Linked DNA regions of Homo sapiens: region 2 is linked to region 1. The links are chromatin contacts, found by Hi-C or POLR2A ChIA-PET in ENCODE. All regions are on one chromosome and are shown on one strand. Each heading gives the region's core, a stretch centred on a gene start or an enhancer-like site at or near the end of the contact. The rest is flanking DNA. Distances are from core to core; before and after follow the strand shown. Region 1 holds the start of SRSF1 (serine and arginine rich splicing factor 1). Region 2 holds the start of PPM1D (protein phosphatase, Mg2+/Mn2+ dependent 1D).

The links. Hi-C counts contacts between places; a loop is a spot of excess contacts on that map. ChIA-PET counts read pairs that join two places held with the same protein, here RNA polymerase II (POLR2A). Pooled maps may share reads with other maps.
Region 2: a map of CD8-positive, alpha-beta T cell shows a loop between it and region 1 (8-fold over the local background). The contact joins the promoter of PPM1D here to the promoter of SRSF1 in region 1. A Hi-C loop is called at or near these places in 1 of 168 maps with a recorded cell type or tissue (CD8-positive, alpha-beta T cell) and 6 of 50 pooled maps. POLR2A ChIA-PET finds 5 or more read pairs at or near these places in 1 of 52 experiments (GM10248).

The regions. Positions count from the first base shown.
Region 1 is chr17:58,005,967-58,008,519 of GRCh38, forward strand. SRSF1 (serine and arginine rich splicing factor 1) reads right to left here and starts at 1,280. Exons shown (of 4, transcript NM_006924.5): 1 at 978-1,280; 2 at 377-561; 3 at 1-7. The coding sequence starts at 1,171. RefSeq lists enhancers at 1-90, 422-471, 742-791, 915-1,633, 1,582-1,631.
Region 2 is chr17:60,598,928-60,601,480 of GRCh38, forward strand. PPM1D (protein phosphatase, Mg2+/Mn2+ dependent 1D) reads left to right here and starts at 1,266. Exons shown (of 6, transcript NM_003620.4): 1 at 1,266-1,959. The coding sequence starts at 1,488. RefSeq lists enhancers at 199-1,187, 1,188-2,175, 1,336-1,385.

The DNA of each region.
Region 1 (2,553 bases), core at 30-2,529:
GGCAGTCCTGAAAAAGTGATTTTTTTTTTCTTAGTACCAATTATCTTAAATTTCACGTTAAGCTGGTAAGGTACATTAGGACAAAGAGTACTTTAAAGTACTTAATAGGTGTACTTAAGTGATACCAGGTAAAGAGAGCTGGTAAGATTCTGGAATCCAGAGTCCAAAATTATTTGTAACGATCTTCGTATCTAGTACCGCAACCTAATTTGGTAAATCACCACAGCAGCAATCCTCGTTTATTAAATTCACCCAAAAACTAAAGCAATTTAAGACCTAGCATGAAAAATTTGCAATTATTAAACCTGTCACGCAAGAGAAAAATTTTAGGTAGTTTTCGTCCCTTCACATCAATCCACACAACCAGTACACTCACCAGAGACAACCACTCTGTTTTCAGACCGCCTGGATGGGGGGCCATAGCGACCTCGGGGAGCTCCGCCACCTCCACCCCCGCCGCCGCCTCGGCCTGTTCCACGGCCGCTTCGAGGAAACTCCACCCGCAGACGGTACCCATCGTAATCATAGCCGTCGCGACCATACACCGCGTCTTCCGCGTCTCTGCGGGATCGCAGAAAGTAAAAGGGATGAGAAACACCAGGAGGAGAAGCTCGCTCAGTTGGGAACCAGCAAACCCCCCGCACATGCGCACCCAACGTGGAAGAGCCCACATGCGCCGCATAATAGGAATGGCCCCTCCCCCACCCAGAAACACGCCAGGCTCCCAACCACTACACCAGCCCTCAGCGCCTCAGTTTCCCGCTCCAGCCTGCGAATGGGCTCCGGGGACGTCCAAGGCGAGGCGCCAGAGAAGCCACATCAACTCAGCTCCTTACTCGACTCCTGCATGGGCGATACAGTCTCGCCCCAACCTCTCTAAGAGCCCCCGCTTCCCCGTTCTCTATGTTAAGGCCTTGGAGCCTTCCCCAACTACTCGGACCTATTTCCTCAAGGCTGCAAGCCCCATGCCGCCTCACCGCGGGTCCTCGAACTCAACGAAGGCGAAGGGCGGTCCCCCGCGGCGATTCTTGAGGTCGATGTCGCGGATAGCGCCGTATTTGTAGAACACGTCCTCAATGTCCTTGGTTCGGATGTCTGGAGGTAAGTTACCCACGTAGATGCGGCAATCGTTGTTCCCTGCGGGGCCACGAATCACACCACCTCCCGACATGGCGGTGACGAAAAGCGCGGACTCGAGAACAGGCCTTCCCACCAAGCCTAGCGCACGGCAGAGCGAGCCCGCAGCGGCACCACGTCTCCCGCGGCCCCTCCAAAATGGCGCCTTTATCAGCTCGGCGCACGGATATGGGGGGGAGACAGAGGAAGAGAAGCGGAAGGAAACAGCGATTCGATCCCAACACGCACGCGCGGGAGCGCAACGGGTGCTGCGAGGGCTACGTTCAGCGCACGCGCACGCACGCGCGACGTCACCCTCCCCACGAAGGGGGTAAAAAAGTCCCCCGCGTTCCCAGCTTGGGGTGGTTTGCGAACAGAGTGACCAGCCGTTTGGTAAAAGTTAAATAACGAACTTTCGTTAAAGGAGCTAGTCATCCAGGTCGGGTCTTGAAGGATGGTCGATTTCTCCAGGAATGAGGATCTTTGAAAGCAACTCGGCGCCTTCAAAGCACTTGGTGAAACCTAGCCTAAAGCGTTGTCCCACCATGCTCTGCGGCGATAACGGCCTTTGGCGGGAAAGAGTCTCGGAGGCGGGGCCAAAGGGGGACGGCCCGGGCGGTTGCTCCGGAAACCCGGGTATCTTCGTAGGGTGCGTCTAATCCAGAGCTGAGTTGCGGGTGATTGAACGGAGAGCTGGGGCGTTGGTTTGTCTTCCCGCCCCTGCTGCGAATAGACCGTGGCTGCTTAGACAGATGTGTCTAATTTAGCGAAACCGATTTAGATTCCTTAATCCTCTTCATTAAGTACCGTTCCGCCTTCTCGTCAGAACTTTGCATAGCTCGGGTCAGCACTCCTAGTGCTAGTCGCAGTGGGTCCGTATCCCGACCGGCAACGTGGTACCCGCCAACCAGAAGGGGTAACACCGTACCGCCTATGGGACCCACACCTTTTTATCTCTTGTTAGTCGCCTGTCCGTGGGACTAGCGCAGAATGCCTGCAGAATGAATCGTTTCTGTTGTTTCCTTTCAAAGAACGAGAAGGAAGAAAGGGTGCGTGTGTGCAGTCCTTTTTTCAAAAGTTTTCCCTAAAAGTTACTGATACACCAGGTTTTGAAAATACCGGTCCTCTCAGGTAATAAAATGGAGCAAAATGGATGTGAGAACCGTAACCACTAGATACCGCGGTTGCTATTCAGGACTGTGATCCTGTTTGCCTGCGGCATTGGGAGATAACATTTTACATTTTTTTTCGACGTCTGAAATCTGGATTTTTATGTGAAATCCTGGGATTTTTAAACGTCGCTAATGAATTAAAATTCAAATCAGGCTGGGCGCGGTGGCTCACGCCAGCACTTTGGGAGGCCGAGGCGGTTGGATCACTTGAGGTCAGGAATTCGAGACCAGCCTGGCCAACATGGTGAAATCCCGTCTCTACTGA
Region 2 (2,553 bases), core at 16-2,515, 2.6 Mb after region 1:
CTCCAAACAAGCTGGGATTTTTTTTTTCAAGCGTTTCCATGCCCTGGAACCATCTGGTCTAGTGCTTTTTGGGGTAATGAATATCTTCAATTGTATTTATTTTTACTTAGTTGATCTATTCAGATTTTCTACATTTTCTTGAGCTGATTTTGCTTATTTATATTTTTATTGATATAAAGATTTTTTCTATTTTTATTTCTTGTGCCAACTGTATGTACATTCCCCCCATTCCCGTTTCCATACTGTTTTTAGGCCATTTGAAAATCTCAAAGGTTTTACAGGAAAGTACAGATTGATGAAGAAATGGCCAAAAACGGGAAAAGTGAACTTTAAAGTGATTCAACTACAAAACGTATGCTACTGAGCAAATACTAGTGTATTCCTCGCTCTGCGGCTTAACTCCATGAAAATCCGTGCAAAGGTTTTAGCGTTGGGATTGTGACCGACTCGGTGAAGAGAGGGGACGATCACCAAACCGTTAGAGCACTGGGGCTCTTGGCAGTGTTTGTCAGTTATTTTCAAGTGATAACTTGAAGTGATACCGCAGGAATAAAATGCTGTATCCAGAGCTGGTCGGAACGAGCACTACCTTTAACAAAAGCTGAAAAGATCTGCCTAGGAATTCGTTAGAATACAGCCCTCTTACGTCTCTGACATACCTAGTTATGTGAACCGAGACTGTGCAGCTGACGGTGGAAATTTCCTAAGTGCTTTTTAAACAACAGAACTGGACTCCCTCCCTCCTCCATTCCCAGTCGAATACGTCCCACCCAGATCCAGCTCAAGGGTGCAGCACTTGTTCCGGCCAGCTCACAATCGCCCTTTGGAAGGGAGGTTTCCCGCCATTTCGCTTAGGAGGAGGGTGAACTCTTCTCCCTTCATTCTCCACTCGCTGGGGGCCCGAGCCCACACCACCTTCCTAGCAAAGCAAGCAGCGGGACGCCAAGGCCAGCAGGCCGCATTAAGAACGCTGGACTGAGCCAAAAGCCTACACAGACCAAGCCGCTCGGGAAAGGATCAACAACTGCCGACAACCCGGAGGGCGAAAACGCCCGCGGCGTAGGGGAAGCAAACTAGGAGATGCGCGGGCCCAGCGCCAGCGGCGGGAGGAGGCAGCGCGGCCGTCGCAGGCGGGAGCGAAGGCGGGGACGGAGGGCGGGCTCGCTCCACTCGACTCCGGATTGGTCGAGCTTAGAGAGCCGAGTGACGTCAGCGGGGGAGAACGCCTGATTTGTGTGGTGGGCGCGGGCGGTGGGGGGAAGCGCAGTGCGCAGGCGCAACTGCCTGGCTCTGCTCGCTCCGGCGCTCCGGCCCAGCTCTCGCGGACAAGTCCAGACATCGCGCGCCCCCCCTTCTCCGGGTCCGCCCCCTCCCCCTTCTCGGCGTCGTCGAAGATAAACAATAGTTGGCCGGCGAGCGCCTAGTGTGTCTCCCGCCGCCGGATTCGGCGGGCTGCGTGGGACCGGCGGGATCCCGGCCAGCCGGCCATGGCGGGGCTGTACTCGCTGGGAGTGAGCGTCTTCTCCGACCAGGGCGGGAGGAAGTACATGGAGGACGTTACTCAAATCGTTGTGGAGCCCGAACCGACGGCTGAAGAAAAGCCCTCGCCGCGGCGGTCGCTGTCTCAGCCGTTGCCTCCGCGGCCGTCGCCGGCCGCCCTTCCCGGCGGCGAAGTCTCGGGGAAAGGCCCAGCGGTGGCAGCCCGAGAGGCTCGCGACCCTCTCCCGGACGCCGGGGCCTCGCCGGCACCTAGCCGCTGCTGCCGCCGCCGTTCCTCCGTGGCCTTTTTCGCCGTGTGCGACGGGCACGGCGGGCGGGAGGCGGCACAGTTTGCCCGGGAGCACTTGTGGGGTTTCATCAAGAAGCAGAAGGGTTTCACCTCGTCCGAGCCGGCTAAGGTTTGCGCTGCCATCCGCAAAGGCTTTCTCGCTTGTCACCTTGCCATGTGGAAGAAACTGGGTAAGTTCCCTGGCTTGTTTGGCGCCCGCCCCTTTTTCAGGCAGTTCAGGGCTTTTATGGCACCAGCCCCGCGTGGGCCCCCGGCACCCAGAGCGCAACCAAAGTATACACTGATGGAAGTGACTAAAAGCTGTAATAGCGCTTTGCTGGGTGGAGGTCCGGGCAAACCAAGCGGCCTTGGGGAAGATAGGATTGCCGTCTCCCTGCAGCCTATTCTTGCTTTATTTCCATCCTCCAAGGATCAATGGGAAGCAGTCCACTCCCTTCCCTGCTTCACTTTGGTGGCAACCAGAGGAAACGTGTTTGAAACCTGGCGCCAGATTTTGGCCAAAAGATAAATCGATGTTGCACCTGGGCCAGGCGAAGGAAAAACTGTAGTGTTTCCTTAGAGAATCTGTCATAATTCTGCTCCTGAAAGTCTTATCCCTCTCGGTTGCCTCCTACCGGTGGTGTCAGTTCTCCAGATTGACCCGGGATTGCTGGGGTTGGTTGCTGGAGTAAAGCGTAAGCTAATTTAGAAGGGCTGAAACGTAACCATCCGGCAACTTAAAGTTTTGGAAGGAATTCCGTTGTAATGATGGTGAGATGTTTTTA